4 separate regions of the Mus musculus genome follow, and all the other regions are linked to region 1. A link is a loop called in an ENCODE intact Hi-C map of the cell type or tissue named here. Cell type or tissue: left cerebral cortex. All regions are shown on one strand. Region 1 has its middle 17 kb from the start of Nlrp3. Region 2 holds the start of Pld6 (phospholipase D family, member 6). Region 3 overlaps Mprip (myosin phosphatase Rho interacting protein). Region 4 holds the start of Olfr225 (olfactory receptor 225).

Region 1 (8,000 bases):
TTTGTACAGTGGTCATAACAAGATGGTTATAACAAGGTGGTCACAGCAAGCTGGTCACCACAAGGTGGTCATAGCAACAGCTGGTCATAATAACTTTTTGAAACAATAGCATGGTTGTCATTTCCTGGAACAGGCAGTACAGAACCATGTGTAGTTAAAGCTACATGTGGGGCACAGCCCAATCCTTGAGAAACAGAGGTTTAATCATAAACAGGGACGAACCTAACTTGTCTCTAAGATGGCTTTGTTCTCTAAGATGGAGGCAGGCTGGTTCACCAGGGTGTGACACCACACCCAGCCCAAGTTTGTGCTTCTTCTTATTTGTGTTTTACCTTTTACTTTCTTTTATTTATTGCTATTATTTTAATACCTTTTTCTTTTTATTATTTTTTTTAGATTTATTTTATTTGTCTGAGTGTTTTGCTGGTATGTGTGTATGTGTACCCTGTATGTGCCTCAAGCCTTAGGAGGTCCGTCGGGTAACTGGAGCTGTCTTTAAAAGCTGAGTGCTAGCCGGGCGTGGTGGCGCATGCCTTTAATCCCAGCACTTGGGAGTCAGAGGCAGGCAGATTTCTGAGTTCGAGGCCAGCTTGGTCTACAAAGTGAGTTCCAGGACAGCCAAGACTACACAAAGAAACCCTGTCTTGAAAAAACCGTGGAGTGCTGGGATCAAAGGTTTGTGCCACCACTGCCTGGCTTCACTCTAAGGGTGATCTTCCTGCCTCCCCATCTAGTACTGGGATTACAGACATATACTACTACTTCGCTCCATTTATGCAGTCAGTACTGGGGATTGAATCCAGGGCTCCCTGCAAGTACTCTAAACTGAGCTGCAGACCCAACCCCTCTGCTGTCAATTAAGAAAGCATGGAACAGTCTGGTAAAAGGTCATTAGTTCCTCAGAGGTGTGTAGTAAATGCTGGCCCTCCCCTAACACTATGTCTTCAAAGAGGGTTTTCCTAAAGTGCAGCAGGGCTGTCCTGTGGTAAAAGACTTGGTTAAGGCTTGCAAGGTCCTGCAGTCCTAAAACACCCTCCTTTTTTGGGTAAGATCCCCTGTGGGTTCACCTCCTCTCTCCTCCCCTTCTTTACCTCCTTTTCTTCTTTAGGTCCTGGAGGTCCTGCTCAGGCTCCCACTCTCCTCCCCCACTATGCCAGCCAAATCCCCAGCTAAACACCAGTCCTGGGTGAGTTTCCCAAACACAAAGGTGGAGAGCCTCTGCTTCGAGGGGCATTGACATATATGAAGATGTCCCTTGAGCTCCCCTCCAGGACGCCACTGTATTTTAATAGGGAACAGAGGATCATGCTCCAGTCAAGGGAAGACGATGAACTCTGAGGGACCTCGGCCCAGAAACCGGGAACGTGGGTGCTTAGCATCCTTGGCCCATTTTCATCAGCCATTCCCGGGCAGGCAAAGACACTGGGGAAGGACTCGGTAGTGACGTAATCCAGACCAGGGGAGGTGGGCAGGTTTCATGAAGAGCTTCATCTATAGTGTGCTCACTTACAACTAAAACAGATACAGAGAGCTAAGCAGTCATATCTTCCTGGCCCAAGGACAGACAATGACCCAGGAAGGCAGAATGCTTTAGAGGGAAAGCCATTTGGATGGTGTGTATTTCTCTAATGGTAGCACTGGGGAATCTTAAGCAAGAGGATAAAGGTCATAAAAGAGAGGTAGAGCGTGAGGTGAGGGCAGAGATTGTTTCTAAACACCAAGAGCAAAAAGGGGGAAATAGAAGATAAAGAAATCTTGGGCTAAGTAAGGACCAGTGCTTGCCGGGAGTGTACCAAAAAAAAAAAAAAAAAAAAAAAAAAAAAAAAAAAACCGAGGTCCTGGGCCACAGGATAGAGGCCCTGACCACGGGGTAGGGGTGGGGGGCTCCTGGCTCCCAGTGGCTGTAGAGGCTTGCTGAGCTGCTGAGGAGCTGAACTGCTACTGAACTTATTTTCTCATATTCTATTATTTATGTTTTATGTCTGTGAAGTTTGTTTTGGCACAGTAAAACATATTTGAGGATGAAGAGCATTTAAAACCTGTCATGGTTTGATCCATTTACAAAGGAGTATTCTGCTGGGCAGTGGTGGTGCACGCCTTTAATCCCAGCACTCAGGAAGCAGAGGCAGGTGGATTTCTGAGTTCGAGGCCAGCCTGGTCTACAAAGTGAGTTCCAGGACAGCCAGGGCTATACAGAGAAACCCTGTCTCAAAAAACCAAAAACCAAACCAACCAACCAAACAAACAAACAAAAAGGAGTATTCTTCTTAGATGATATCTGCCTATGATTGAAACTATGATGAAACACAACACTTCCCAATTTTATTTTATTTTGTTATTTTTTTTAAAGTGTACTTTTATGTGTGTGGGTATTTTACCTGCATGTATGTGCACCATGTGTGTGCAGTACCCGCAGAGGCCAGAAGAGGGCTCAAGATGAGACTGGAGTCAGAGATGGTTGTTTAAGTGACCATGTGGTGTTTGCAATTGAACCCAGGTTTTCTAGAGAAAAGCCTGGCTCAAGAATTCTTTCTCTTTGTCCACTATTCCTTACGGCAAATGCAGAAATACACCCAGATACTGATAGAGCTGAATTCTCTGTGAGAGACTGATGCTGAGAAGCAAAACGAAGCTCACACGGTGTAAGGTTTAGTGATACTGGAAGTTTTGTGAGCTGTCAGTTTAAACCACCAGAATATGGAACTCAGTCTTAACAATCTCTTAGGTCTTACTCCTTTCAAACTTTTTACTCAATGAATTACTTTCAGAAAAAAAAAAAAACGTGCAAGTACGGGAACATTTGTCCACTAATAAAGTTATCCTTTACTTCCTCTGTATTGTGAGTTGAATAGCAGGGTGGAGCAGAGCCTGTAACACCAAGGGTGTTAATACAAAGAGTTTGCACCTTTTCTGTACAGCCCAACAAAGCTAAGGGTGATCCGTCCCAAGGTCGGCCTCTGCAGCTTTCTGTGATTCATCCCCTTGCCTGTCCAGGGACCTGTGACTATGGAGGGTGCGGGTTGCACCCTGATTTAGTCCATCTCAAAGCCAGTACGTCTCTGGAAGCAGACTTGAGGGATAAGTACTGGTACGGCTATGATGCAGCTTTGGAACCAGAATGGCGGCCTTGGTAGCGGGGAATGTGCCCTTCTGCAAACTATCCTGGAGCAGGCTGGTTCCGGAGGAAGAGTGAGACATAAGCACATCTAACCCTTAGGGTTCAGAGGAGCAGAACTTGGTTGGCTTCCTTGGATACCGCAGAGGACATCTGGCTTTAAGAGAACTGCTATCTTGCATTTGAGAGCTCAAGATCATTCCAGCCCTAGACGACTAAAAGATGCAAATTTCGGGGTCCCGTTAGGAGTATTCCCCAGGGAGTCAGAAAAATCACAGAGGCATAGCAGAATCCAGCCGTAGGCAGTTCTTGGCAGTTCTATTCGTGACCAGCAGAGAGCAGCAAAGACAGCTCCTAGGCTACTTCCACTGTTTTTTAAAAAAAAAAAAGTCGAATGTTGTGCTGAGCAGGAACCATATCCATGCTGTTCCAAAAGAGGGCGCTGTAGAGACAGGCTTCCTGCACCACCGGTGCGGGCCTCGCAGGCAATAAGTGCTCCTCTGAGCTGTGGGAGCCACATTTATGAATTTTCAAGCTTGAGATTGGAGAATTGTTAGAAAGCTTGACTTTGTAACCAGTTGGCTAGAAGCGGCAGCCAAGGACCTTAGAGTGATACCTAAACCCAGGACGTTATGTGAGGCTGAATCTTAGCCTGTGGCTGATCTAGAACGCTCTCTGTAACTCTGAACTCTCCCTACAGCCTCCACTCTCCACATGCTGGGATAAACCGCCTTACACCACCACATTTGGCAGCCTGTGGGATTTGATGCCAATTCCAGGTGGATAATAGGTTAGCATTTGAGTTCCAACCAAATTTTGACCCTCTCCGTTCTCCCTGAAGCTACCTGCCCATTTCATTCACACTCTGAGGATATCTCCGTTATATAAAAGTGCTTAGTTGCTTTTCCCTAAACAGAGAAGCAGCCAGACCCGAACAACACAGGAAGGGCAGGAAGTGATGGCGAACGCCTTTAATCCCAGCACTGAGGAGGCAGAGGCAGGCAGATCTCTGAGTTTAAGGCCAGCCTGGTCGACAAAGAGAGTTCTAGGACAGCAAGGGTACACAGAGAAACCCTGTTTCTAAAAACCAAGGCAGGTCAGGGGACAGACAACCCACTATGTGGAGCAGGAGGATATCTGACCCTCTCTTCACCTTTGGGAAGAAACTTCACATAACTTGATCACAAAGGTAACATCTCTAGGATCGAGGCTAATTCAGTGAGCTCAGAATATGGAAACTCTGAGTCTTCCAAGTGCTGGGATTAAAGTGGGATTAAAGAGCCACCACCGCCCACCTTAATAGAAGTAAATTTATGTGGTAAATTAAGAACCTAAGTGCCAAGCAAGCCCTCACCCACACAATTACCAGCTCTCTCTAGCATTTCATCCTTTGCTTTTTCCTGGAAACCTCAGTCAGATCACACGGTCTTGTTGCCTGCGCTTACCTTTTATTGTCTGGTGCTCCCTGGGCTGTGGCTTCACACTCTCCTCCGCTTCTCAGTTTTCTGTTCTCTCCATCTGGGGATGGCGATGGAGGGCAGACAGTCCTAACATCCATGATAACCAGCGGGAGCAAACAGACAGCAGGAGCTTTCTGTGGACCCAAGTGGTGAGATCCGTCCTCTCTCCAGCGCAGCCATGTGGAAAGCACGGGGATTGCAGATGGGGCAAGCTGGGCCAGGTTATGCTTAGGAGAGGGAAGAGAAGAGGGAGGGAGGGAGGGAGGGAGGGAGGGAGGGAGGGAGGGAGGGAGGGAGGGAGGGAGGGAGGGAGAGGAGGAGGGAACACAGCAGCTTAGCTGGAGCAGTAGCAGAAGTGCAGAGCAGTCAGGAAAAGCATTGCAACAGCAGGTTGAGACCAGTTCCTTTTTTTTTTCTTCCTCCTGGTTTAAGAATCTCAGTTCATTAAAAGGGAAGTGGTAACATACTGTGACATGTAGTGTTTTAAATGCTACATCCACTAAACCCTTTTTAAAACTTGAAACTCAGTGCAAAGATTTTTTTATTGGTATATAAATTGTAAGTAACAATGGGTTTATCTGTGACATTTCCATATGTGCACATAGCATATATTGGTCATGCTGCCTGCTCTCTCCCACAGACTCCTTTCCTCTCAGCTACTATGGGTGTGTGCCCCCGTGAGTCTCCTTAGGGCTCTTCAGCAGTACTTGTACCTTACTTGTGGCTACAGCACTAAAGAAAATGTCTCACTCTTCCATCAGGCACTATGGGTATAAATCCTCAGGCTATACAACACATTTGTTTCTTGTGTACCCAGAAAAGGCACAGGGCAATTGTTCTCACCATGTGGGTCTCGAGCCCTTTGGTAAGCCTCTGTCTCCAAAAATATTTACATTACATTTCATCAAAAAAAAAAAAACAGTAGCAAAATTACAGTTATGACGTAGCAGCGAAAGTAATTTTTTGGTTGGTGGGGGGGGGGGTCACCACAACATGAGGAACAGTGTTAAAGGGTCATAGCATCAGGAAGGGTGGGAACCACTGATGTAGGGGAAGCATTTGACTGAGGCACAACTTAACTGATCTCATTATGTTTTTGGTTTTTCAGTCTTTTGAGCTGTGGCTCCCAGGTCATTCCTCTCATCTTCATTTCCACCCTCCTCACTCTGGGACATTTCGACATTACACCGTGAGGAGTCAGAGTGACAGCTGTTATTAAAGGTGAAGAATCCTGAGCCCAGTTGAAAGATCAAGGGAGACTTTACTCAGGACCACTGACAGCTGGGAGGGAGCTAGTGAGTGCGACAGTAATCCAACAGGACAAGCAGACGTTTACATATACAAGATGGGGGTCAGTGAGTGGAGAGTTAACTGTGCGAGCACATGTGTGTGTACGTGCATGTGTACCTGTGCAAGGGTGTGTGTGTACATGTGTGTGTGTGTATGGGTGTGCATGTGCACCTGTGCAAGGGTGTGTGTGTACGTGTGTGTGTGTGTGTGTGTGTGTGTGTGTGTGTGTGTGTGTGTGTATGGGTGTGCATGTGCACCTGTGCTTGAGAGAGAGTGTGTGTGTGTGTATGGGTGTGCATGTGCACCTGTGCGAGGGCAGGCATGTGTGCACATGTGCATTGGACACTCTGAGAGTGTAGCTCAGTGTGGGAGGGGGTAGCAGGCAGGAAGGCCTTGATTCTGTCATGGGTACCCACCACTAAGAGGAGACAGCAGGGGTCACAAAGACACTTTGTTTGACCAAGTTTTAGTCAGGCTTTTCCCCTTATTTTTATTCTAATTCTAGGATCAAATCCAGGGCCTCATGCAAGCTGGGCAAGTGGTCTCCCTCTCCCTCTCCCTCTCCACCTCACCTCCCCCTCCCCCCTCCCCTTCCTCTTCTTTCCCCCTCCCTTTCCCCCTCCCCCTTCTCCTCCTCCTTCTTTTTTCCAGTTTTTTTTGAGACAGGATTTCTCTGTATAACCCTGGCTGTCCTGGAACTCACTCTGTAGACCAGGCTGGCCTCAAATTCAGAAATCTGCCTGCCTATGCCTCCCAAGTGCGGGATTAAAGGCGTGTGCCACCACTGCCTGGCAAGCCGTCTACTTCTGAATCATAGCCATGGTCCCAGTCAGACTTCTTTCTTCTAATCCTATCTGAGTGCTTCCTTATAAACTCTACTTTTAGGTAAGAATCTTGCCAAGTCAGTTTAGTAAGAACCCCCTCCTTGATACTAGATCTTGCTTCATCCCTGAGTCAGGATGTCTATCCTCCAGCCCCAGTGGCTCTGACCACCTTACCTCCCTGTGACAGGAGTCTTGTGTGTCTACTCTCAGTCCTCTTGCCCTTTAAAAATTTTCATTTATCTATGTGTGTATTTTGACTGCATGTATCTATGTACCATGGGTGTGAGGTACCTGTGGAGACTAGAAGATGATGTTGGATCGCCTGGAACTGGAGTTACAGAGAGCTGTAAACCATCCTGTACATGCTGGGGATCAGATCCAGGCTCTCTGGAAGACCCACCAGCTCTCTTGGCCACCAACTCATCTCTCCAGCCTCCTGTGCTGCCATATTAGTAACGTCATCTACTGCCCCCCACCCTTGCTCCAGCCCCATCCCCATCATTGTTGGTTGTATCAGCCTGACACAAACCTAGACACGTCTGGGAAGCAGAAATCTTAATTCAGAGGTTGGGCCTGTAGGTAAGTCTGTGATGATTCATTGTCTGTCTTGATTAAGGATTGGTGTGAGAGGGTCCAGCTTACTGTGGGCTGTGTCACCTGTGGGCTGGTGGTCCTGGGTTATTTGAGAAATCAGGCTGATCAGGCCATGGGAGCAAGCTAGTAAGCAGCATTTCACTACGGCTTCAGCCAACAGTTCTTGCCTCCAGATTCCTGCTTTGAGCTCCTGCCCTTACTTCCCTCAGTGGCCTGGGAGAGCCGTAAGATGAGAGAACCCTTTCTTCACCTACTTGGTTTTGGTCAATGGTGTTTCAGCACAGCAATAAAAACCCTAAGACAGCCAGAGATTGTAACTTTAAATTTTTCAAAACCTATTTTTAATGATAGCTCTTAAACACTTTAACGTCTCTTGTAGTCCACCACCTACCAGAGGTAGTAGAAAAGAAAGGATGGGGGGAAGTGGACCTGTTTAGAAAGGTTCTTTGGAGCAACTCCCATCTGTGTTGTCTGGAAATCGGCAGTTCAGTTCACAGGTTAGCAGGCAGTGGCAACTTGGTCTACTCACAAACACCTCACAGATACACCAGCAGCCCAGTTCAGTAGGGTTGGGTTCACAACAGAGGTGACACGACCTAGCAGAGACAGCCAGGCCTCAGCCTCAGCTTGAGTCAGCAGGAGGAACCTGGAGGAACACCAGAAGTTCTCGGGTGAAGATCAGCAAAGATGCCAGACCCACAAGCATTGCACAGCTAG
Region 2 (8,000 bases), 260 kb after region 1:
CTCGGGCCACCACCTGTTTTGGTCAGGAGCTCCTCTCTCGCTCTCCTCTCGGGGTCCAGTTTAGTCCGCAGGCCATTCTTGGCCTGGTTCTCCTCCTCCATATTTTAGGCATGTCCTCCTCTTTTTTTTTTTTCTCTTTTTCACTTTTTCATTCAGTTAGCACTACTAAATTTAGCAAGTTAGGATACAAGGCTCAGTTGTATTTCCACACAGTAGTTCTGAAGACTGGAACAAATTAAGTAATTCCATTTACAGTAACATGAGTAATAAATCATACTACAAACACTGCTGTGAGATGGATACTCCAGTCAAGTGAACAAAAATCAAACCAGATGGAAAATACTTAGGACCATCAACACCAAGATTAGAAGGTCAGAAATCCTTCAAAAGTCAGGACGGGAAAGCAAAGCAAAACAAGACAAAAACCGTTAAAACACCAAAAAGACTTAGTTCTGTAGACTACCTTAAGAGAAAATGCAAGTATGTATAGAATAAGTGTATTGAACAGCTAAGGGCACTACTGGAAAATCAGACCCAAAGATAGGAAAAGAGGAGAGGGGGAAACATGCAGTTCACACTGGGCACCGTTAATCATCCAGACCTCCAGCTTCCACTTCAAATCCCATCTCCTCATTGGCCAGCCCTACTGCTCAGCTAGAAGCAATCTCTTATCTTCCTAAGGTGTTTTTCTTTCACTCTTGTGATTCCAAGAACGTAGCTGCTGCTTTATGAGTGTACGTATATGCCTCAACTCTTTAATGTTTACATGCCTTGGATCTCTTAGCTGCCCAATAAATTTTTGAGTAAACAACAAAAAGCCTACAAGCATTGAGAAATTAAAGATGAAGCCATATATATATAAGGAACAGAAAATTCAAGATGATAACCCCACTTGGTCTACAGATTCAACATCATATCTATCAAAGCCCTAGACACCTTTTAATTTTTGCCAGTGATGATTGATCATTTTAAGATTCACACAGGGATATAAGAGGATAAGAATGTGTTGGAAACAGAGGGTTCGTTTTGCCAGTTCTCAAAACAGAATTCATCTAAGCAGCTGCGGGCATTACCACGGTGAGACAATACACAGTCATTAAAATGAATGGTCAGTTGATTTTCAGCAAAGGTTTTCATACCACTTGTTAGGGAAATCATCTTAATGGTGCTGATACAAGAGGGGTGGATGTCCACGTGCACTGTGCCCTACCTCACAGCTCTCAGAAGTGGGTGTGACGGTACATACTGTAACCCAGTGCTCACGGTGATGGTACTTCATCAGTCTTCACACATTTCTGTACAAACAAAGCTCCTCTACTGAGGGTAACCATATATGAATGCAGCAGGCTAAGGTAGACATGCAGCAGCTCATACTTGAAAATATTTATTGAAATATGCCACAAGTTAAGGGTCTCCGTTTCTGTTCAATCTTTTGGAAAATCAACATCAAGTTTACTTGTCTAACACTAAGTAAAAGGAACGTTAAAAAGTGTGAAAACATGGGATTGAGGACCTGAGGAAGAGAGGCTAAGGGTGGCCCAAGAAGGGGATATCAGGACTTGTTACTCCAACATGCTCCCCCCACTCTCCCTTCCTCTTTCCTTTCCTTAAAAAAAAAAAAAAAGAAAAAAAAAGTGCGAAAACAGCAGGGTCTGGTGGTGCACGCCTTTAATCCCAGTGCTTGAAGCAAACCCGGCAGATCTCTGAACTGAAGACTAGCCTAGACTACATAGTGAGTTCCAGGTTAGCCAGGGCTACAGAGTGAGACCCTCCCCACCTCCTTCCACCCCCACCCCCCAAAAAAATGTTTTTAAGTGAGAAAACATGCATTGCACAGTGTCTGCTGTTAAGTTAAAGGACAGACACGTCAGGAGCCGCATGGAGTTTGTCGTGCACACAAGCATGAACAATGACAAAATGCAACTCATGTCACAGATGTGCGCGAGAAGCTGTTCCTCCGACTCCTGTCAGTGCCCAGCAGAGCTGAGGTAACAGCCTGGGCAGCCTGCTTACCTCCAGGGTTCCCTTTGTCGTCAGCTTCTGATCCACTACTGAGTAAACGCAGAGTCCACCACAGGGCTAGAGGCGAGGCCCCTCCCAAGTCCACAGTCTGGCTCTACGTGTGAGGGGCACGGACAAGCAAAGCAAAGCCTGGGCAAGCTGCAGGCGTGGCCAATGGGTAGTGCCCACCAGCGACTAAACACTGCCTTGGAGACAAGGGCCAATGCACTCTGAGGCCTGTCTAGTGATGCCCAGGAGAGGATGCTGCCTATCTAGGCAAGTACTAGGGAGCCTACAGTACTGTCCAACACTGTCACCTTCCTAACTTCTGCTGGGGCTGCATGCACAGGAAGACTGGCAGCTGCTCCCCAGCCAGCCAGGAAAGGCTCATGCAAAGCAGGAGGGGACATCACAAGCACAAGCTGGAAGAGGAGCAAACAAAGCAGGGTCAGTGCCCTCGATGCTTTTGGGGGAAAAAGCTGTACTTGGTGGGGTCAAATTCTTCCCAGATGCGCTCAAACTCCTCCAGGAACAGCCGCACATACTCGGTGTCCTCCATAATCAGGACGTTCTCCCGGTTGTTCTGGATGGCCTGTGTGGTCCAGTTGAGGGAGCCGGTGATGAGCACCTTCTTGTCAACGATGGCAAACTTGTGGTGCATGTAGCCTAGGTCCTGGTCGTGCCGTACCTGTATCCCTGTAGAGCCAAGGTAGCCTTTATGTCACCCACCCAGACAAGGATGCCCAGGGACTGTCCCAGGGTGGTACTGAGATTACAGAGAGAAACATCCAATCACCTTTGGGGAACCCATACCAGCCCCAGTAAGCCTAAAGTCTAAATACTACCTCACAGTCCTGCAGGGGAAGAAGTCAGGTGTTTGACATATCCTTGCCTTTCCTGTCTCTACCTGGAACGGGTAAGCTGAAGGACAAAAGCCTAGACAGGGAAGGAGTGCACACTGGCTTTGGCTGGCTAACTTGAATCACAGCCTCCCAGGGTACCTACCTCCCTAACTGAAAGGACTGTGCCACATCCAAACTGCTGTCCTCACTAGAGTTCTGGTTTCGGTTTCTTCCTTTTGAGGGTAAGTTTGGCAGGGTCGCTGGGGTGAAACCCAGGTCCTGCACACTCTAGGTAAGTGATGTCCTGCCTTTCCGTTCCTCCAGCCTCTGTCCTACTCCACAGCAAACCCGGCAGCACCCACCACACTGCCGTTCACCTTAGCTCAGAGGACCTCTTGCTTTAGTTAGACCTCAGCAGCTGGTTCCTGACTTGGGCACTTCATGCTAGCTGGACCTTCTTGATGCCTCTCCAGAGCCTTCTGATCTATGTGTTTCCCCACAAACACCTGGTGGTACCAAATACTGGCACATTGTGCACTTGATGGAACAATCTGGAACTCAGCCAGCTGTGGCCAGAACATCAGTTGGAAGTTCTATCTGTGATGACATATTGGTTCTTTCCAAATCCGAGGGTTTGTTTTTTGGTTTTTCGAGACAGGGTTTCATTGTATAGCCCTGGCTGTCCTGGACCTCACTTTGTAGACCAGGCTGGCCTCGAACTCAGAAATCCGCCTGCCTCTGCCTCCCGAGTGCTGGGATTAAAGGCATGCGCTACCACGCCCGGCAGTGCCACCACGCTGAATCTGAGATTTTATGACTCTCCAAACTCTAAATACAGTGACATCAACCATGTCTGATACCTACTGTCCACCACCCAAAATGATGACCTGGCTGAAGGTCACTTTGTGACTGCCAGCAAGGGGACAGGGGCAGCTATCAGACTGACAGAGTGCTTCTGTGCTGCCCACGTGAGTGATACACAACAGGTCAGTGCTGCGGTGTTCTTCCTTCCCTATGAGGGATCTGGAAGCAGACCTGGTTTCCAAGGCTACACCATCCCCAGGATGTGGGAAGACAGGCCGTGTGGAGGAAATAAAAAGCCTCGAGAGCCCTACAAAGCCTGGACATCTCCCAAGGGCTCCCCTAGCCTGTCAGCCACTGTGGGCACAACGATTAGGCTAGGCAGGTGTGTGGGAGGGACATGGGGGCACTGACTCCTGCGTAATGAAGGGATCTAGCAGTCAAAGTTTGTGTTCCTCCAGTGCCAACCACTTGAAGGAAAACAAACAAGGGCCACAGGCCTAAGGGAGGATATTGTCACACCTGCTGCTGAGCTGTAGGCGGGCCAGACATACCTATGGGCCCAGAGGTGATCGCTGAGAAGCAAGTATTCGCCACACTGTAGGGTCCACTTTCCAATGATCACAGAGTCTAGTGGGAAACTCACTAATCAACACTGTCACTCCTACTCCCGCTGTGGTCACACAGCCGCTAAGGGTTTCTCAGTGTTGGCTGAGTTTAAACTGACTTAAGTTTTATCCTCCATGCCTTCACTTATGTCAGCCATCTCAGCCTAGAACAATCACAGAAATTAAGTCTAAACACACACGCCTCTAAGGTCAAGGTCAGAGCGTGGAAACTGGTGGGAATTGCCACATACCTTACTCATGGGGAGCCCAGACACGGAATATAACAGACTATGAACCTTGGCTCCTTGGCCCGCTCATCTCTGCCTGCCTGCCTCCACCTTTCTCCCTGAAATGCTACCTGCTCTGGACAAAGTCGGTAGGGGCATCAAGTAAGTCCTCTACCCCTCTGCCGGTGTGCACCCTCGGCGGCGGTTTACCTGCCTTGCGCAGCAGGCCGATCTGAGAGCCGTTGAGGGCCATGTAGTCGCAGTCAGTGATGACCCGCACGCGCACCCCACGCTGATGCAGCAGCTGCACTGCACGCCCCAGCTGCGGGCTGGAGAAGGCGAAGAGGCAGAGCTCCAAGCTGGAGCGGGCGGCCAACAGCGCGCGCAGCAGGCGGCTCAGTGAACTCTCGCTGTGGGGGAGGCTACACGGGCAGCCCGAGGGCCCGGGAGGCAACCCTGGGGCCTGCAGTAAAGCCTCGGTGCAGGTCACCTGTGAGGGGAAGAAGAGCACCTCGCGCCTTGGCCGCCGCCCAGCCAGCAGCCAACGCATCAGCCACGGCAGTGCCTCTAGGGCCAGCGCGAGACCCGCACCAGCCGCGAACACCAACCGCCAACTCGAGCGCCCCATGGCCGCCACCTCTAAGGTCAGCCGTAGCACCAAGCGCTTGCGCGCCCAACACGTGCCAGCCCGCCCCCAACTCCGGGTGTGCCACGCCCCCTTGCGGGGCCCGCCCCCAGCCAGGAGCTAAACTAGCGGTTGCACAGCTTTCCCAAGCTAGCAAAGAGCCCTTGGGGAAGCGCGCTCATTGGTGGACCAGGCTGGCCTTGAACTCAGAGATCTGCCTGCTTCTGCAGAGTGCTGGGATTGAAGGCGAGTACCTTCATTTGACTTCTTTTCCTATGTGTTTCCCATGAATTTCCTTCCCTTACCTGACTGCTCTAGAGTTTCTGCATCGCATTGAAAAGAAATGGGGATAGTGGGATGCCGTCTCCTGATTTTAATGGGATTTGCTTTGGGATTTTCTTCAATTACCATGTTGTTTGTGGATTTGTACGGTCTACAGGAAGGAGTTATGAACGGTACTATAAATATAGCCAATGGATAGGCCAGAGGCCTGCGGGAGAAGAACTTATTTGCTGCCAGTTTCCTAGGCCAAAATCATTTCTGTTTTCTAAAAACTTATATCCACAGATAAGTGCAGCTCTCACCCCTCATCAAAGAACTTCCTTTTCAACAGATGAAGACAATCAGAGTTCCACAACTGATCAGAATGCTGAGAATTCGCAACTGTGGGGATAGATTCCCCGCTTACGAGGTTTGGCAGCAGGTACTTTTGCTCATCCCCAACTGATACACCTGCATTGTAACCCAGACACCTAAGGCTAAGTATAATGGAAGAAGTGATGGAAAGACTATATGAACCAGAGGCTCAGGACACCCAGTGTTAGATAGTGTGCCCTAGACAGGGGAAACACACTCATGAACTTAGGTCCACAGTGGTCCACACTCAGCACCATGTCTTTTGTCCCTAATGATGCAGCAAGTTTTGCTCACTGTGAGATGAATTCAGAGCTGCCTCGGGTTGCGTTCCTACAGCTGAAACAGCAGACAATCAGAAGCTTTGACTGAACATAGGACAGTGACTGAACATAGGAGAATGTCACATGCTGGAAGACAGGAAGACCTCTGACCCAAAACTTAGAAGATACAGACAGACATCACTTTCTTCATCCCTCCAGGACCACCCAGGCCAGCATGGCTTCCTATGCTGAGCTCGATGGGGCACACACACACACCCCTTCCTGTTTTAAGGAGACCCTCTCATACCCATGCTCCCGATACTTTCCTCATCTGCAGAGACTGACCTATTTCCTGACGTTGGGCACCATTAGACAAACCGGTCTTATTCTGTAGCATAGCCTGGTTTAGATGGTCTCAGACTTACAGCAATCTTCTAGCCTTAGCCCTCAAGAACTGGCATTATAAGACTAAGCTGAGTCATCGTGCTCAGCCCTGTTAACAGTGAAGCACATACATAATGCAAGCCATGCTAGATTCTATTGTCCAGTGTCTGAATCCATCTGAGCCTGCAGGTGCACCCTATGATGCCTCCCTCAGCCCCACTGGTACACACGACACACAGTACACACAGTTGCATCTCCTCGATGGAACCGGATTGATTGATAGTATATCTGTCTTAGTGTTTTATCGCTGTGAACAGACACGATGACCAAGGCAACTCTCATAAGGACAACATTTAATTGGGGTTGGCTTACAGGTTCAGAGGTTCAGTCCATTATCATCCAGGCAGAAACATAGCGGCATCCAGGCAGGCATGGTGCAAGAGGAGCTGAGAGTTCATCATCTGAAGGCTGCTAGCAGAATACTTGCTTCCAGGCAGCTAGGAGGAGGGTATTAAAGCCCACACCTACAGTGACACACCTACTCCAAGAGGCCACACTCACTCCAACAGGGCCATAGCTTCTAATAGTGCCACTCCTTGGGCCAAGCATATGCAAACCATCACATTCCACAATCTGGCCCCAATAGGCTTGTTCAAACATATGGGGGCCATACTTAAACATAGCATAATGCAAAATACATATAGTTCAACTTCAAAGGTGCCCATAGTCTATAGCAGTCTCAACAATGTTAAAAGTCCAAAGTTCAAAGTCTCTTCTGAGATCCATCCAATCACTTAACTGTAATCCCCAAAGCAAGACAGGAAACCAGCTGGGCAAACTCCAAACTCTGCATCTCCATGTCTGATGTCAAGGTGGTCTTCAGATCTCCAGTTCCTTTTTCATCTTTGTTGACTGCAACAAACTTCTGTCTCCTGGGCTGGTTCTACTCCCTGTTAGCAGCTCTTCTCAGCAGATAGCCCATGGCTCTGGCACCTCAAACATCTTTGAGTCTCCAAGGCAACTTCAATGTTACAGCTTCTTGTTTCAATGTCTGGGATCCACCCATGATCTTCTGGCTTCTCCAGAAGGCTGGCGTCACTTTTCCAGCTCTGCCCTAAGCTCAGGTTGATCCACTCGACTACTGCTGCTGTTCTTGGTGATCATGCCATGGTACTGGCATCTCCAACACACTGGGGTATTCTGCTGCAACTAGGCTTCACCAATAGCCTCTCATAGACTCTCTTCATGGTGCCAAGCCTCAGCTCCTTTGCATACCCGCTTCAGTCCTGGGCCATCAACTGCAACTGAGGCTTCACCTTCACCAATGGCCTTCCATGGCCTCTCACAGTGCCGAGCCTCAGCTGCTCTGCATGACCCCTTCATGCCTTCAAAACCAGTACTACCTGGGTGACTCTTACACATTATCAAGTACAACTGCAGCAAGAGGTACAAATTTGACTATCTCTGGAACACAGCTTCTTTGTGCTCTCAGAAAACACTTCCCAGAAAGATTTCACCTCAGTGGTGCTGGTCTCTTCTTTGTCACCATTAATTCCTTAGCCTTAGCTAACTAGCATCAATTGTCCCAGTAGTCCCATCTATTCTGGACTCTAAAG
Region 3 (8,000 bases), 230 kb after region 1:
GTCATCAAGTTGCTAGTGGACCTGGAGTCCTTCACTCCCCTCAACCAAAGACCTACTTTACCTTCATGGCTATCCCTCACACTGCTGTTGTGTTCTGGCTTATCTTTGTCCCTGATCTGACATTATTGTACCATCTTCCCTTCCAGCCAACTCACTGTTGTCCTACTTCAGACCTTGCCTGGAATTGGCCATGGCCAGGCATCTCCCTTCTACACAGCCCACTCAGAAAGCCTTTAGGGTATTCAGACCATGCCTAATTAAAGGTCATTTTCTTAAGCCTGTTTTGGTTCCATCATACAAGACTTGACTTCATACTTGGTGGTAAAGACACCACTAAGGAGCTTTGCACATTGCTAACTTGTGTATCTATCATGGACCTTCGTGTGCATCTACACTCAATAGCCTTGCTCAGCATGGGGGCAGCTTCCTGCTGAGCCTAATAATACCCATGAGCTTCAAAATGCTTACAGTCAAAAGTGAAAGGGGGAAAGGGGCTTTGCGGGCGCTTGAGGGTTCAGTGATGCAAGCTCGGGGTAGGGTGCTGTGCTAACTGCTGGGAGGGCTGCATGCTTTGGTGAATGTGGTGTGGAACTGGAACCTACCTGAGTGTCACATCTGTGGCTTCCCCACCAGCAGACTGAGGGAGCCTGGGCAGGCCACATTCTAGGTGAGGCTGGCCTGACTTAGCTGTATTGTCTCCTCTTTATACTCATTAGTTCTGTCTCTTGTGTGTCTCTCAGTATGGGGAGTTTTGTGTTTTATTTTGGGTTTTGCATGTTTCACTCTTATTTTGAGCTTTATGAGGGTTTGTTTTATTACATTTTGCTTCATGATCTGCATTCCCCTTGTTCTGTCTTCTTGCAGGTAGAGATTAGTTTTCTCCTTACGGTGGAGGCCTGACTACGCTTTCTAAAGGAAATGTCCAATGTTACTTTGCTGACATCTCTCGAGTAGTTACCTGCCTTCCTTCTCTTCCTGTCACAGAAGGAAGTGACGTCACTTTCTTGTGCCTTAGGCCTTGTGCTGCTTTAAACATGTGGTCTAGAACTGCATACTTTGTTTTGCAAAATCAATTATTTGGTCCTTCAGCCTCTGTTGTACTTCTCAGTGTGTTCCATTATTCAGCTTTATTTGGTTTATTTCTTCTAGACACTGTTCAGTTAGAGCTGTTTTATTGGTGTTTTTGTCCTGTGTTCTGTTTATGTGGAAGCAGCTATATTTACCCAAAACAAAACAAACAAAACCCACATTAATTTGAATTTTTTTCTTTAAATGAAGAAAAAAAGTTGTGCAAAGGATTAAAGGCAAACCCACAAAGGAGCTTTTCTATGATTGATCCTGGCCAGAGGTGTGACACTCAGAACAGGGTGGCCTGAGTGTTACTAACCAGTATTTAATCGGTTTTTTTAAGACTGAAGTGGCCACCTCTCCATCGGGTGCCTGGCAGAGGCTCCATAGAGTCAACCAAGACCTGCAAAGTGAGCTGGAAGCTCAGTGCCGGCGGCAGGAGCTCATCACACAGCAGATTCAGACCCTGAAACACAGCTATGGGGAGGCCAAGGATGCAATCCGCCACCATGAGGCTGAGATTCAGACCCTGCAGACGAGACTTGGTAATGCCGCTGCAGAGCTGGCCATTAAGGAGCAGGCTCTAGCCAAGCTCAAGGGTGAGCTGAAGATGGAGCAGGGCAAGGTTCGTGAGCAGCTGGAGGAATGGCAGCACAGCAAGGCCATGCTGAGTGGCCAGCTGAGGGCCAGTGAGCAGAAACTCAGAAGTACAGAAGCCCGGCTGTTAGAGAAGACACAGGAACTCAGAGACCTGGAAACACAACAGGCATTGCAACGGGATCGACAGAAGGAGGTGCAGAGGCTGCAGGAATGCATTGCTGAGCTCAGCCAACAGCTGGGTACCAGTGAGCAAGCCCAGCGTCTGATGGAGAAGAAGTTAAAGAGGAACTATACATTGTTGCTGGAGAGCTGTGAGCAAGAAAAGCAGGCACTGCTGCAGAACCTGAAGGAAGTAGAGGACAAGGCCAGTGCCTATGAGGATCAGCTACAAGGCCATGTGCAGCAGGTGGAGGCCCTCCAGAAAGAGAAGCTGAGTGAAACGTGCAAAGGCAGTGAGCAGGTACATAAGCTAGAGGAAGAGCTGGAGGCCCGAGAGGCCAGTATCCGCCAGTTAGCCCAGCATGTACAGAGCCTCCATGATGAACGGGATCTCATCAAGCATCAGTTTCAAGAGCTCATGGAACGTGTGGCCACATCCGATGGGGATGTGGCTGAGCTCCAAGAGAAGCTGAGGGGAAAGGAAGTTGACTATCAGAACCTTGAGCACTCACACCACAGGGTCTCTGTCCAGCTACAGAGCGTGCGCACTCTGCTGAGAGAAAAGGAAGAAGAGCTGAAGCACATTAAGGAAACACATGAGAGAGTTCTGGAAAAGAAAGACCAAGACCTCAATGAAGCTTTAGTTAAAATGATTGCCTTGGGCAGCAGCTTAGAGGAAACAGAAATTAAGCTGCAGGAAAAGGAAGAGTGTCTAAGGAGGTTTGTGAGTGATTCTCCAAAGGATGCCAAGGAGCCTCTGAGTACCACAGAGCCAACAGAGGAGGGCAGTGGCATTTTGCCCTTAGGCTCAGTCACCAGAGTATTTCCTGGCTTTCCTCACTCTCAGCCAGAGGATGAAGATCCAAGTGCTGGCCTGGGGGAAGAAGGGAGCAGTGGTAGCCTCAGCAGAGAGGAAAACACCATACTCCCAAAGTCAGCTGATATGCCCGAGAGGGAGGGGCATCTGCAGAGCACATCTAAGTCTGATCCAGGAGCTCCTATAAAAAGGCCAAGAATCAGGTTCTCCACAATCCAGTGTCAAAGATACATACACCCCGAGGGGTGTGCAAAGGCATGGACTAGCAGCACATCATCAGATACCAGCCAGGACCAGTCACCCTCAGAGGATAGTGTGTCCTCAGAAGCTACCCCGAACACACTGCCAGCAGCTGCAGATGCTGAAACCTACATCTCTATAATCCACTCTCTGGAGACGAAGCTCTATGTCACAGAGGAAAAGCTCAAAGACGTAACTGTGAGGCTGGAAAGCCAGCAGGGGCAGAGTCAGGAGGCATTGCTTGCACTGCACCAGCAGTGGGCTGGCACAGAGGCACAGTTGCGAGAGCAGCTCCGTGCCAGCCTGTTACAGGCTAGCGCTCTGGCCTCTCAGCTAGAGCAGGAAAGACAACAGAAGGCCACAAACATTGAACACCACCCTGGGGAGCTGGAAGACTTCCAAGCCAAAAATAGCCAAGCCCTGACATGCTTAGAAAACTGCTGGAAAAAGCTAAGGTCTTTGCCATGGGCTGACCAGGAGGAGGGCCAGGATGCATGTGCAGCCTCCCTGGCTAACATAGAGAGTATGCTTGTGAGTGCCATCAAGGCCCTTCAACCATGGGCTTCCCCTGCAGAGAGCAGGACGCAGGCTGAGCAAGAGAAGGAGCACCCCATAGAAAGTGGTATGGCAGCCCCTGTGCAGCAGCCCTGTCAGCCCATCTTGAATGAGCAGGAACACAGGAAGCTGCTTTCTGCTCAGATAGTCCTGGAGGCCTCACTCATCAACCAGATAGCTGACTCTCTAAAAAATACCACTTCAGATGTCTATGGTGTTCTCTGTGAGCTTACTCAGTCAGGGGAGTGGCCACTGAAGGAAGAAAGTGCTGCCCCCTCTGCTGGGGCTCCAGTGGAGATCTGGGCCAAGAAGGTACTGGTGAATGGTGAGTTCTGGAGCCAGGTCGAGTCACTAAGTAAACACCTAGGGACACTGGGAGAAGAAACAGCCTGCACATCAGGAGACAGGCAGCAGCATACTCCCCAAAGTCTGGCTGATGCCACATGGATTCGTGCAGAGCTCAGCTATGCCACACAATCAGTAAGAGAATTGTTCCACCATAGGCTGCAGAGCATACAGGAGACCCTACAAGGGACCCAGGCAGCCCTACAGCAGCACAAGTGCATGCTGGGAGAAATCTTGGGAGCCTACCAAACCCCAGACTTTGAAAGAGTAATACAGCAGATCTTAGAAACCCTCAGGCATCCAACTGGCAGGGAGGACCAGGTACAGACATCCTGGGACCAGAACCCATTAGGAGAGATACTGAGGCCAGGCACAGATGGCTCCCAAGAGCCTTTGCAGGCTTTGCATCAGAGCCCTGAAGTCCTTGCTGCCATTCAGGATGAGCTGGCCCAGCAGCTGAGAGAAAAGGCTAGCATCCTTGAGGAGATTTCAGCTGCCTTGCCAGTCCTGCCTCCTACAGAGCCACTTGGGGGTTGCCAGAGGCTTCTGCGGATGTCCCAGCATCTCTCATATGAATCTTGTCTAGAGGGCCTTGGTCAGTATTCTTCATTACTGGTTCAAGATGCAATTATTCAAGCTCAAGTGTGCTATGCAGCATGCAGAATTCGGCTGGAGTATGAAAAAGAGCTGAGATTTTACAAGAAGGCCTGTCAGGAGGCTAAGGGGGCTTCAGGCCAGAAACGTGCACAAGCAGTTGGGGCCCTGAAGGAAGAGTATGAAGAACTTCTCCACAAGCAGAAGAGTGAGTACCAGAAGGTTATCACCCTCATTGAAAAAGAAAACACTGAGCTCAAGGCCAAAGTGAGCCAGATGGACCATCAGCAGAGATGTCTACAAGAAGCAGAAAACAAACACAGTGAGAGCATGTTTGCCCTACAGGGCAGGTATGAAGAGGAGATCAGGTGCATGGTGGAACAGCTGAGCCACACTGAAAATACCCTGCAGGCTGAGCGTAGCCGGGTTCTCAGCCAGCTAGACGCCTCAGTCAAAGACAGGCAGGCCATGGAACAGCATCATGTGCAGCAAATGAAGATGCTGGAGGACAGGTTCCAGCTGAAGGTTCGGGAGCTACAGGCTGTTCATCAGGAGGAATTGAGGGCCTTGCAGGAACACTACATATGGAGCCTGCGGGGAGCCCTCAGCCTCTACCAACCCTCACACCCAGATTCCTCACTGGCCCCTGGGCCATCTGAGCCCAGAGCTGTGCCAGCAGCCAAGGATGAGGCCGAGTCCATGTCCGGGCTGCGAGAACGTATCCAGGAGCTGGAAGCCCAAATGGGTGTCATGCGAGAGGAGCTGGGCCACAAAGAGCTGGAGGGTGATGTGGCCGCCCTGCAGGAGAAGTACCAGCGGGACTTTGAGAGTCTCAAGGTCCTTAGCACAATTTATTTTTCAGAGCCACTTCTCTTTAGTGATGCAAGAAAGGGGACATTCTGTGCAACTGAGGTCTTGGATTTGGGATAAGAGATAGTTCTTAACTTGCATTCAGCTGCTGCTCAAGCAGACCTGAGTAACGTTCTCGTGCGCCTCTATTCCTGACCCAGAAGGGACACTAGCAAGAAAGCATCCCTGTGGGAAAGGAGAGTAGGGTCTTCCCTTGCCTGGCACGGACACCCTTCACCTTCTTACCCTCATAGAACCCCTTCTGACTTCAACGTTGAGGTATCAGTATGAGGACTGCCTCACATCTCACCCACCTGAGTCTTCTCAGAGAGCAGGGTTTGGACATCACCACACAGGGATATTTGTAAAGCGGTGTCAAGGGGTCCTTTCCTATCCTAGCTTCCCAAGGCAGAGTTGGCCTTGTGATGAGCACTGAGTCTGAGCAGGCTTCCCACAGTCTCCCAGGCTGCCTGTCATGCTTCTGGGAACACTCCTTTATCTTAGACTGTACGGTGTGTGACTGCCTAGCCATAATCATGAAAGGTCTTAACCATCTTTTAGAATCCAGAGGTGGTCTAGTAGCTGTGTCTTCATCTTCTTCCCCACTGGAAGGTGGACAGGCCCCAAGGGTGCCTGTTCCAGCTGTCTTTTTGCAGGCCAGTGTTCCTGCCACAGTGTCTGTCACAGCTGTAGCTCATCAGGGCATCTATGACTGTTTCTCAATACGCCGACTCCACACTGAAGGGAATTAATGGGACATTCAGGCTGGAGCTTTTCGTCCTCGCTCCCTCTGTCTGACACAGGACAGGTTGATGATACTTGAGGCACTGGTTCTCAGCATTGTTTTCCTGATTTCTGTCTAGACCTTTAAAAAACATTAAGCATTGTAAGGAAATAGCAAATTGTGTATTAAGTGATCCTGTGGAGAGCATGCACCACCATCACCTGCGTCTCTTTGCAGCTGCAGGAGTCTCCACGGCCTGGCAACTTCATAGTCAGTTAGCAGGCCGTCAGAATGGTTATGAAGAATATGAGAGAATACCTTAGAAATGAAAGGCACAGGTTAAGAGGAGGCTTTGGGCTTGACATGTATGTCTGTGCCCAAGAACTTGAGGCCCTCTGTTGGGCTTGTGGCACAGCTGCACAGCAGACTGTCTTGAGAGCGGAACAGGGAACAGTTTTTCTCTGGGTTTCTGTCCAGATCAGGAAGCCTGGGCTGCTGCCACTGCCTCACACCACTTAACATGAGTCCACATCTTAGTCCCTGAAGAACTTGTTATGATTCTAGAGATGATTTAAAAACTAAAATTTGGAGCTGGAGAGATGGCTCAGCATTTAAAGTACTTAGCAGCAAACATGAGGACAGAGTTTGAATCCTCAGGTATAAATGCTAGGTAGGCACAGTGTGATGTGGTCCCCTTATAATGCTAGCATGAGGCAGATGGCAATGAAGGATTCCCAAAGAAAGAGAGATAGTAAATCTGCAAGCTCTGGGTCCGGTGAGAACTGTATGAGGTGCAAGTGATCAAGGCAGATCAGCATTCAGTGCCAGCCATCAGCCATGGCTTCCGTGAACATATAAACAAATACACACTCAACTTTTTGTTGTTTGTTTGACTGCTTTTTAGAAGGGTTGTTTTTAGTTGTTGTTGCTATTGTTTGATTTTTTTTTTTTTTTTTTGGTTGGTTGGTTAGTTTTTTAGTTTTTTTCAAAACAGTTTCTCTGTGTAGCCCTAGCTTTCCTGGAATTTACTCTGTAGACCAGGCTGACCTCCAACTCACAGAGATCTGCCTGCCTCTGCCTCCCTAGTGTTAAGAGTAAAGTCATGCACCACCACTTTCCAGCACACTCAAAAATTTTAAATTGGTATATAGAGTGACAATTATCAAATGTAATACATTTAACAATGAAACAACCTAGTTGTTAAGGATACATTAGTATCTGTTATAGGAATTTTGAACCCTATCTGCATGTATTCCAAGATGTTCAAATCAAAATAAAACGGAAGAGACTTCCTATAGGGCAGGCATCCATTATATGGACCTTAGAACCTGAAATAAGCCAAAATTTAAAAAAGCACTAATAGACTTCGACAAGCAGAAACTTCCACAGCAAACAGTCTATGATAAGTTCCATTTAAACTGCAGGCACACTAAACAGGCTATGTAGAGAAGGTGACTGGTACAGCACACACACTGCACTCAGCCTCAGAATGGAAGCAGGAATGTAAAGGTGCTGAATAGAGGCTCTTGGAAACGACCCTCAGTAATGTGAGGCTCAGGAAACAATATCAAAGCCTAATGATTGGATGCTTGGTGTTCTTTATTGAATCCAGCAAAATGATGGGGTGGGAACACAGAGTTAGAATAACATTTCTTCAGTTTCTTTAAATCATGAGAAAGCTTGTTTTGCCCAGAAGTGGCTATCACAAGGTTCTAAGGAATGACCCACAGTCAAAGTAGCTGTGAGCTGCAGATGGAACAGGGCATGCACTACTGCTTGGTTGGGGAGGGCAGCCCTAACAGGCCAGGCCTGGGGCTCCATGGCTTTGAGGAATGGGGAATGAGTCCCCCTAGGACTCATTATCTATTCTGCTTGGAAGGTAGTAAGGTTCTCAGTGGGTAGCCTCTGCTCTCCTTTAAAAGAGAGAAGGGAGAAGGCACAGGCTGGCAGTAAAGATGTTGGTTCCGCTCTGGCTCGTGTGAGGACATCCTTGAGGTTTAGAAAACAGCCGAGGCTCCTCAGCTCCCAGAAATCAGCCCTGTTTCCCCA
Region 4 (8,000 bases), 89 kb after region 1:
TCACTATGGGGAAGAAATGCTTGGGTGGGAACAGGGAGTCTTTGTCACCCCCTTTCTAGGGAGTAAGTGTGGGGTGACAGTTTCTGTACTGGGGTAGGTTGCCCGGTTCAGTAAACACAATGTGTTCACCATGTCCTAAATAGCTGAACACTTACTTCCAGGACAGGCTTTCAAAGAAAAACAATGTTTCTCTTTCTCCTTACTTTTGCATTTTACCTGGTAAGTGAGAGTAAACACCAAGCCAAGGTTTGACCGTTCTTGTGTTTAGTCCCCAGATATCTGCTGTGTAACTATGTTACAGTTTCCAATCAGCAGAGAATCATTTTTGTTTTTGTTTTTCTCTTCGGACAACCCTCTTTGATTTTGCCATCCACAAAGCTACTGCTATGGTTTAACTATGCTCCTCCAAAGTTCATGTGTTGCACCCTGACTCCCCTGGGCAGCAGTGTTGAGTGGGAGCAGGTTCTGTTAAAGGTGTTGGGTCTCAAAGTCTCTTCCAGAGTGAATGCTGCTATAACCACAGGACTGGGTAAGTTATCACATAGGTGAGTTCCAAATAAAACAATGACCCTGACCTCTCTCTCTTCTGTCTTTCTACTATGGAATGGTAAAACGAAAAGGCACTCACCAAATGTATCCCCATGACCCCGAGCTTCCCAAACTGGAGATAAGTGTAAATCAAACACATTTCTGTTTGTTACAGATCATCCCTTCTCCCGTATTTTGTGCAGCAGTGTGGAATGGGCCATAAAAATGTCCCCAGCTTTTCCTGAACACTTATGATTGTACACCTCTCAGCTTATAGTATATACTGCTACAAACATTATTAGAATATTTGGGTTTGCTACTGGCAATGAATTAAGCCCATTAGTTTGTTTATACTTCAAGCATTCCGAGAGTCTGTATCAGACAACTTGTGAATTGTTAGGAAGATCTGTTTTCAATGATTTTGCGGTTGGGATTTCACCAGATAACCATGAATCAAGGTATTTCTTTGGACAAGAAAATAACCTCTAGCCTTCAATTAAAGAATGTGGTCAAGGGAACTCACCCTTTGCCATTGTCTTTTTGTATCTTGGAGCATGTGATATTTATTTTCTACTTCTTCTATTTTTCATTCATTGTATTACTGGATTCCCTTTTTTAAACTGGAAGCAAAGCGTGGTTTAAAGTGTAGCCATGAGACAAGTAACAGGCTGTTGACTTGTGGCATGCGGGGTATGAGGGAGGACAGCTGCCAGCTTCTGTTGCCCAAGAACATGGCTGCGACTTTTCTTAAGAGAAAGGCCAAGCACAGAGAACCATGTGCGGGAAGATTTCAGCCTTTAGCAATCATTTTTCTTCTCTTGGGAAAAATGCCCTGACTCCCCTTTCATCTGAGGGCCTCACCTGGCTGCAACATCTCAATCCTGGACTCGGTCTCTTCATGCATCTCTCAGAGATGCAGGTCATTCTGAGGAGAGGTCTTTGCAGCAAACAGGGCTTGGGTATTCCTAAGCATCCTCCTGACAGGTGAATTCCTCCTTGCAGACCAGCATCTTAGAACGCTGGGGCTTCAGGAAGCTTGAAAATCAACATGTCTCATATTTGTGAGACATTTTGCTCTTTTTTTTTTTTCCTTCCTGTGTGCCATAATTTTCAGAAAAACTCCACACAATGAAAGCTACTTTGGGTCTCTTAGGCAATGTCACTTGAATCACTAGGTCACAAGGTGAGACCAAATCTTTAGCTTTTCAGAAGTCAGAACATTTAGGACCATGGGCTCTTAGTTTCCTGGAAGCATAGTTAGTCACTGTGAGTAACTTGAATGCCAACGTGTGCCTCATTCCCTTTCCACCTGTAACTCGTGGCACAAGATCATAAGAACAATAGCCTAGGTTTTTATGCAACTGATCTTTGATGACTGAAACATGGACATGGGGTGAGGAAATGGGAGATCCAAGCAAACTTCTTGAAACAATTTCACAAAAATGAAAAGGTGATTGTATCAAGTTTTTGAAAATCACTGCAATGTTAGAAGACTCTGGGAAAGTGACTTTTTAAAATGTTACTTTATTTCTAAAAATATCAATAGGTGCTCCATTTTTAAACTAAAAAAAAAAGATTTGAACATTTATCCGTTTACCTTAATTAAATGGATTAGAGTGCTCTTTGGGGGATAGTTTGAGCTTCCTTCCATGGTAGACAAATATCTTCTCCTGGTACCTCACCTGACAGGCAAGCATTAAACAAGTCGCTACAGTTAAAATATTGATGATGTGGTGAAATACGTCCCTGCTGGGGGACCGTTTGTGTCCAGATCATCTTGGCTTTTTCCTAATGCTTGTGTGTCATGCTTTCTGAACAGGTCACAGCTGATGGAGAAGAACAATGAGAGCTCTGGGGAGTTTATTCTCCTGGGCTTCTCTGACCAGCCCCGGCTGGAGATGGTCCTCTTTGTTGTCTGTACGGTCTTTTATTTTCTAGCTGTCACAGGCAACTCAGCCATCATCTTCCTCTCCCTCATGGACCTCCGGCTACACACACCCATGTACTTCTTCCTCAGCAACCTGTCCCTTCTTGACCTCTGTTACAGCACCAGTAGCATCCCCCAGTTCCAGATTAACCTCTGGGGCCCACGGAAGACCATCAGCTTCGTAGGATGTGCTGTTCAGCTCTTTGCCTTCCTGTCCGTGGGGGGCATCGAGTGCATTCTCCTGTCAGTTATGGCCTACGACCGCTTTGTAGCTGTCTGCAAGCCACTGCATTACCTGACCATCATGCACCCACAGCTGTGCCTGAAGCTGGCAGCCTTTGCCTGGCTCGGTGGCACAGCCAGCTCGACACTGATGTCCCCACTGACCATGTCTCTGGGGCGGTGTGGTCATCGCCGTATCAACCACTTTGTGTGCGAGATGCCGGCTATCATCCACATCTCCTGTGTGGACACAAGCTGGATAGAAGGCCTAATTTTCATCCTGGCCATCCCTATTGTTCTTGTGCCTCTCATTATGATCCTGGTCTCCTACGGCTACATTGCTGCCGCCGTCCTGAGGATCAAGTCTACAGCTAGTCGGCGCAAGGCCTTCAACACCTGCTCGTCACACATGGCGGTGGTGTCTCTTTTCTACAGTAGCATCATCTACATGTACATGCAGCCTGGCAATTTGGCAAGCCAGGACCAGGGCAAGTTTCTAACTCTGTTCTACTGCCTGGTGACCCCCACGCTAAACCCTTTCATCTACTCTCTGAGAAACAAAGACATGAAGGCGGCCATGTTGAAGGTTCTGGGAAAAGATAGAAACCTGCTCGACCCGCAGGGCACTGACAGGACCTGGAACTCACCTCACTTGTCCATGTGTTTCGGACCCATAGTGAATCATAGTGACAATAAGCCAAAGGTGGCAACGATGTGGTGTCTTGTATCCCATAGGTCCCAGATCAGTGATGTATATTACTGTCTGCAGGGAAGGGCCTCCATTTTATTCAAGGAGATAGGACTTCTTACAAAAAAAAACCCCAGCAAACTGACAGAAAAAGACCTGTGGCTTCCTTTTTTGCACAGAGTGGAGGAAATGATTTATTTACAGCTAACCTGTGATGCTGTTCAGACACAAGAGGAAGGAGGCACCGTCTGACAGAATGTGTGCGCATGTGCCTGTGTGTCAGAGAAGTAATGGGAACACTTGCTCTCTCCCATAGAAAGCTGTCTCAGTTTTCCAGCTCTATTGCTCCACCCTGTGGAGCAAACATTCCCATGTCCTCTGATGGTCACCAGCCAACCCTCCTCCCTGTCCCCGCACAAACGGACTTAACTGTTTAACTAAAAGCATTGCTTATTTTAAACTTCAGGTCATGGCCCATGTATAGGTCACAAAGTGAGTTTAGTGAATGTAGCAAGCATTTCAAAAGTAGCACAAAACAGAACAGATTGGTCTATGGAAACATGAGTCAGCTGTGTGTTTTGATTTGACAAATGTGTTTTGGTTTTTGGGTTTTTGTTTTTTTTTTCTCTTGTTCTTGAGGCACGATCTCTGTAGCCCAGCGCCCCTCCTTGTCTCCCAAGTGCTGGGATTGCAAATATTTGGATTACCATGTTCAGCTTCGTTTTTGTTGTTTTCTTTTCCTTCTCTCTTATTTCTTTTAGACTTTTGCGGGGCTGGCATGGAAGCCAGGGCCTTGCCTACCCCAGGCAAGCACTTGACCTCGGCACTCTCTACGTCTCAGTAATGAGTGGGTGACAAAGCTTGCCGCCAGTGCTCTAGAGTTCTCGTAGAACCAGCTCCCGATGGATCGCTCCCGATGGATCAATCAGGCCTTCTGCATCAGAGAAAGACTGGGCACCGAAACTTTAAGGATGGCAGGGAGTGTCTAGGGAGCAAGGCCATCACTGCTTATGGAGGAGGACTAGTGAGAATGAACCAAGATGAGGCTATCAATGGCAGTGATGATGGCGATGCTAACCATGAGGAAATAAAACATTCAACTCATCCTTCACCCTCTGACAGTTATGAAGTAGGACTGTCTTAACACTGAAAAACACGTCAGCTCGCTTCACATTTTCCCTTCTGATTTACAGGGAATACCAGAATGAGAATGTGAGTTTGTTGTAGATGCAAACAGAATGTCTTTTATTCTTTCCCTTTCAGCATTTTGTACAAATACGTGAGTTGCTCCCATTAGTGGGTGTCTTAGTCAGGGTCTCTATTCCTGCACAAACATCATGACCAAGAAACAAGTTGGGGAGGAAAGGGTTTATTCGGCTTACACTTCCATAATGCTGTTCATCACCAAAGGAAGTCAGGACTGGAACTCAAGCAGGTCAGGAAGCAGGAGCTGATGTAGAAGCCATGGAGGGATGTTCCTTACTGGCTTGCTTCCCTTGGCTTGCTCAGCCTGCTCTCTTATAGAACCAAGACTACCAGCCCAGAGATGGTCCCACCCACAAGGGGCCTTTCCCCCTTGATCACTAATTGAGAAAATGCCTTACAGTTGGATCTCATGGAGGCATTTCCTCAACTGAAGCTCATTTCTCTGTGATAACTCCAGCTGTGTCAAGTTGACACAAAACTAGCCAGTACAATTGACCCCTTGTCAACTTGACACACAAACACATCACTGGTAAGCCTCAACCCTTAGTTTCTTATTCATCCCCAAGATCTAAATAACTTTTAAAGTCCCACCGTCTTTACAAATTCTTAAAATTTCAATCTCTTTTAAAATCCAAAGTCTTTACAATTAAAAGTCTCTTAACTGTGGGCTTTACTAAAAAACTTCCTTCAAGAGGGAAAAATATCAGGGCACAGTCACAATCAAAAGCTAAAATCAATCTCCAACCTTCCAATGTCTGGGATCCAACTCACAATCTTCTGGGGTCTTCCAAGGGCTTGGGTCACTTCTCCAGCCATGCCCTTTGTAGCACGTGTGTCGTCCTCTAGGCTCCAGATGCCTGTACTCCACTGCTGCTGCTCTTGGTGGTCATCTCATGGTACTGGCATCTCCAAAACACTGCATGACCCCTTCAGTCCTGGGCCATCAATTGCAACTGAGGCTGCACCTTCACCAATGAATGGCCTTCCGTGGCCTCTCACAGTGCTGAGCCTCAGCCATTCTTTATGACCCCTTCATGCCTCCAAAACCAGTACCACCTGGGTGACTCTTACACATTACCAAGTCCTGCTGCAGCACGAAATAAAACATTGGTTATCTCTGGAACACAGCCTCTGTGCTCTCAGAAAACACTTCCCAGGAGATGTCACCTCAATGATGCTGGTCTCTTCTTAATCACTGCTAATTTCTTAGCTCCAGCTAACCAGCATCAATAGTCCCAGTAATACAAAGGTTTCACTTCCCTAGTTCTGGTATCTTGTTAATCACAGCTGATTCTTCAGCCCCAGCTAACCAGAACCACAGAATCTTCACAATCAAAGTAACAATGGCCCTGAAAAGAGTCTTTAATTTTCCCTCTGAAATTTCACAAGCCAGGCCTCCATCTTCTGCACTGTTCTCAACATTATCTTCCAAGCTCCTACACAACATCCCACAGAGCTCTTAACACTGAATGGATCTTCTGGCCCAAAGTTCCAAAGTCCTCCCACAGTCCTCCCCAAAACATGGTCAGGTTGTCACAGGAATACCCCACTATGCTGGTACCAATTTGTCTTAGTCAGGGTTTCTATTCCTGCACAAACATCATGACCAAGAAGCAAGCTGGGGAGGAAAGGGTTTATTCAGCTTACATTTCCATATTGCTGTTCATCACTGAAAGAAGTCAGGACTGGAACTCAAGCAGGTCAGGAAGCAGGAGCTGATGCAGAGGGATGTTCTTTACTGGCTTGCCTCCCCTGGCTTGCTCAGCCTGCTCTCTTATCAAACCAAGACTACCAGCCCAGAGATGGTCCCTCCCACAAGGGGCCTTTCCCCCTTGATCACTAATTGAGAAAATGCCTTACAGTTGGATCTCATGGAGGCATTTCTTCAACTGAAGCTCCTTTCTCTGTGATAACTCCAGCTGTGTCAAGTTGACACAAAACTAGCCAGTACAGTGGGGTTTACTGTGCTATTTCCACATATGAATAATACAGTCTGTATCGATCGACTCCAGACTTCCCCTTTTCCTTCTCCTCATGCCTTTACATTGCAAAAGAAGTGAACATTGAAGTGTTTCTAGTTTGTGGAAACAACATCATCTCTGAGGTGATTAATTTTGTGTGGCAGTTTGGGTATGACACAGATGTTGGATTAAACATCCAACTGAATATTGCTTCAAGAGTAGCTTTTCAGGTTAAACATTTAACTCATCGGCTTTTAGGTAAAGCAAGTCCTGCTTTTACAGTGGGCCCCTTCTGATGCTGGTGAAACTTTAAGAAGAAACACACTGGAGGAAGAGAGAAATTTTGTTACCTTCTCTTGGATTTCAATGCAAAGTTACCTCATTTGTAGTCTCTGTCCTGTCCCATGGACTTTGAACCTTTCTCAGGGTCTTGCTCTGTCTCCTCTCTCTTTTTCACAGTTCTGTTTGAATAACTCTATCTAGTAGTCTTTAATTCCAAAAAGTTGCTGGGGTTCCCATGTTTGGATATCTATGAATGGATTTGTAGCGCTGGGGGATTCTCCCAGGGCCTTCCTTGTATGTGCTGGTCAAGAGCTGTGCCATCCACCCGTGCACTAGCACTGTGCTTGCTTAGATCAAATCCCCTAACTGCTTAGGTTATACACTTCTCACAGCTCTTCCTCATGCTCAAACGGCGTTTTCTTCAAACAGTATGACCTCTGCTGCTTGTCCGGTTAAGATCTTGCCACAAGGCTGTTACAGGCACTGTAGTGGGAAGGGGGTCAGGTCATCCTCCCACTGTGCCCTCTCTAGAAGAAACACAAAGTGACAGAGTCCTTTTCCTTTGTGTCCTTTTTGCTGTTTTTGCATGCATGCTTTTGCTGTCTCTGTTCTGTATCTACTGGGCATGGCCAGCCACTGTCTGGGCATTTGCACATCATCTTCCCTGAGCAGACTTTCACTTAGCACCACCTGTCTCTGCAAACTGGGTCAAACAGCTGTGCTAAAACAGAATTTTATGTTATGTTGGAATAAATCTTTTAGCGTTTGTTTTTTTCTCGCAGTTTTTTTTTCCCCAAAAGGGGGAAAATACAATTAGCAACTTTCAATTTGTGGACCTCTGCTAATTTCTACATGCCTGGAGTATAATTACATATATATATCAGTAAGATTAACTATCACAAAATTAAAAGCAGTTTCCACTGTGTAAAATTTAATTTACAACTTTGAATGCATGCACTTAATCCTTTCTAATAAAGTTTCTGAAACTACAGCTTCCATTAGTGACACCCAAAGCCTAGTTTAGAAGATGTATTGGTTTTCACTTAAAAAAAAAAAAAGAGTGCTTACTGCTGGGGACTTCTCCTAGGGCCTTCCTTGTGAGAGCTCGCCAAGAGCTGTACCATCCACCCGTGTTACAATAACGCAGAGAATAAGAACAGGTGAATGGTCTAGTGACTCTACTTTG

The links. Peaks named below come from ENCODE experiments on the same cell type or tissue, not always from the same donor. Only the 100,000 strongest peaks of a DNase experiment are listed, where the experiment ranks them.
Region 2: a loop joins it to region 1, with 2.4 times the contacts of the local background. A loop is called at or near these places in 3 of 42 quality-filtered maps.
Region 3: it touches region 1 in a loop (2.4-fold over the local background); 14 of 42 quality-filtered maps call a loop at or near these places.
Region 4: a loop joins it to region 1, with 8 times the contacts of the local background. A loop is called at or near these places in 13 of 42 quality-filtered maps.

What each region holds. Positions count from the first base shown.
Region 1 is chr11:59,521,934-59,529,933 of GRCm38, forward strand. No RefSeq gene overlaps it. Among named protein-coding and RNA genes, the nearest start is that of Nlrp3, 17 kb to the right of the region's middle. In left cerebral cortex, CTCF peaks have their summits at 2,407 (motif pointing right), 3,532 (motif pointing right) and 4,742; DNase peaks (open chromatin) are centred at 3,526 and 4,754.
Region 2 is chr11:59,782,529-59,790,528 of GRCm38, forward strand. Pld6 (phospholipase D family, member 6) reads right to left here and starts at 5,129. Exons shown (of 2, transcript NM_001290283.1): 1 at 4,690-5,129; 2 at 1,365-2,697. The coding sequence starts at 5,107. The coding sequence ends at 2,450. In left cerebral cortex, no CTCF peak of the experiment used is centred here; DNase peaks (open chromatin) are centred at 4,023, 4,841 and 5,173; H3K4me3 peaks cover 702 bases.
Region 3 is chr11:59,756,113-59,764,112 of GRCm38, forward strand. Mprip (myosin phosphatase Rho interacting protein) reads left to right here. Exons shown (of 24, transcript NM_001368931.1): 16 at 1,412-5,215. Among named protein-coding and RNA genes, the nearest start is that of Gm51899, 9.1 kb to the right of the region's middle. In left cerebral cortex, a CTCF peak has its summit at 3,113; a DNase peak (open chromatin) is centred at 3,167; H3K27ac peaks cover 3,707 bases.
Region 4 is chr11:59,610,609-59,618,608 of GRCm38, forward strand. It overlaps Olfr225 (olfactory receptor 225), which reads left to right and starts at 2,358. Exons shown (of 1, transcript NM_001011740.2): 1 at 2,358-3,617. The coding sequence starts at 2,358. The coding sequence ends at 3,617. In left cerebral cortex, a CTCF peak has its summit at 3,724; a DNase peak (open chromatin) is centred at 3,710.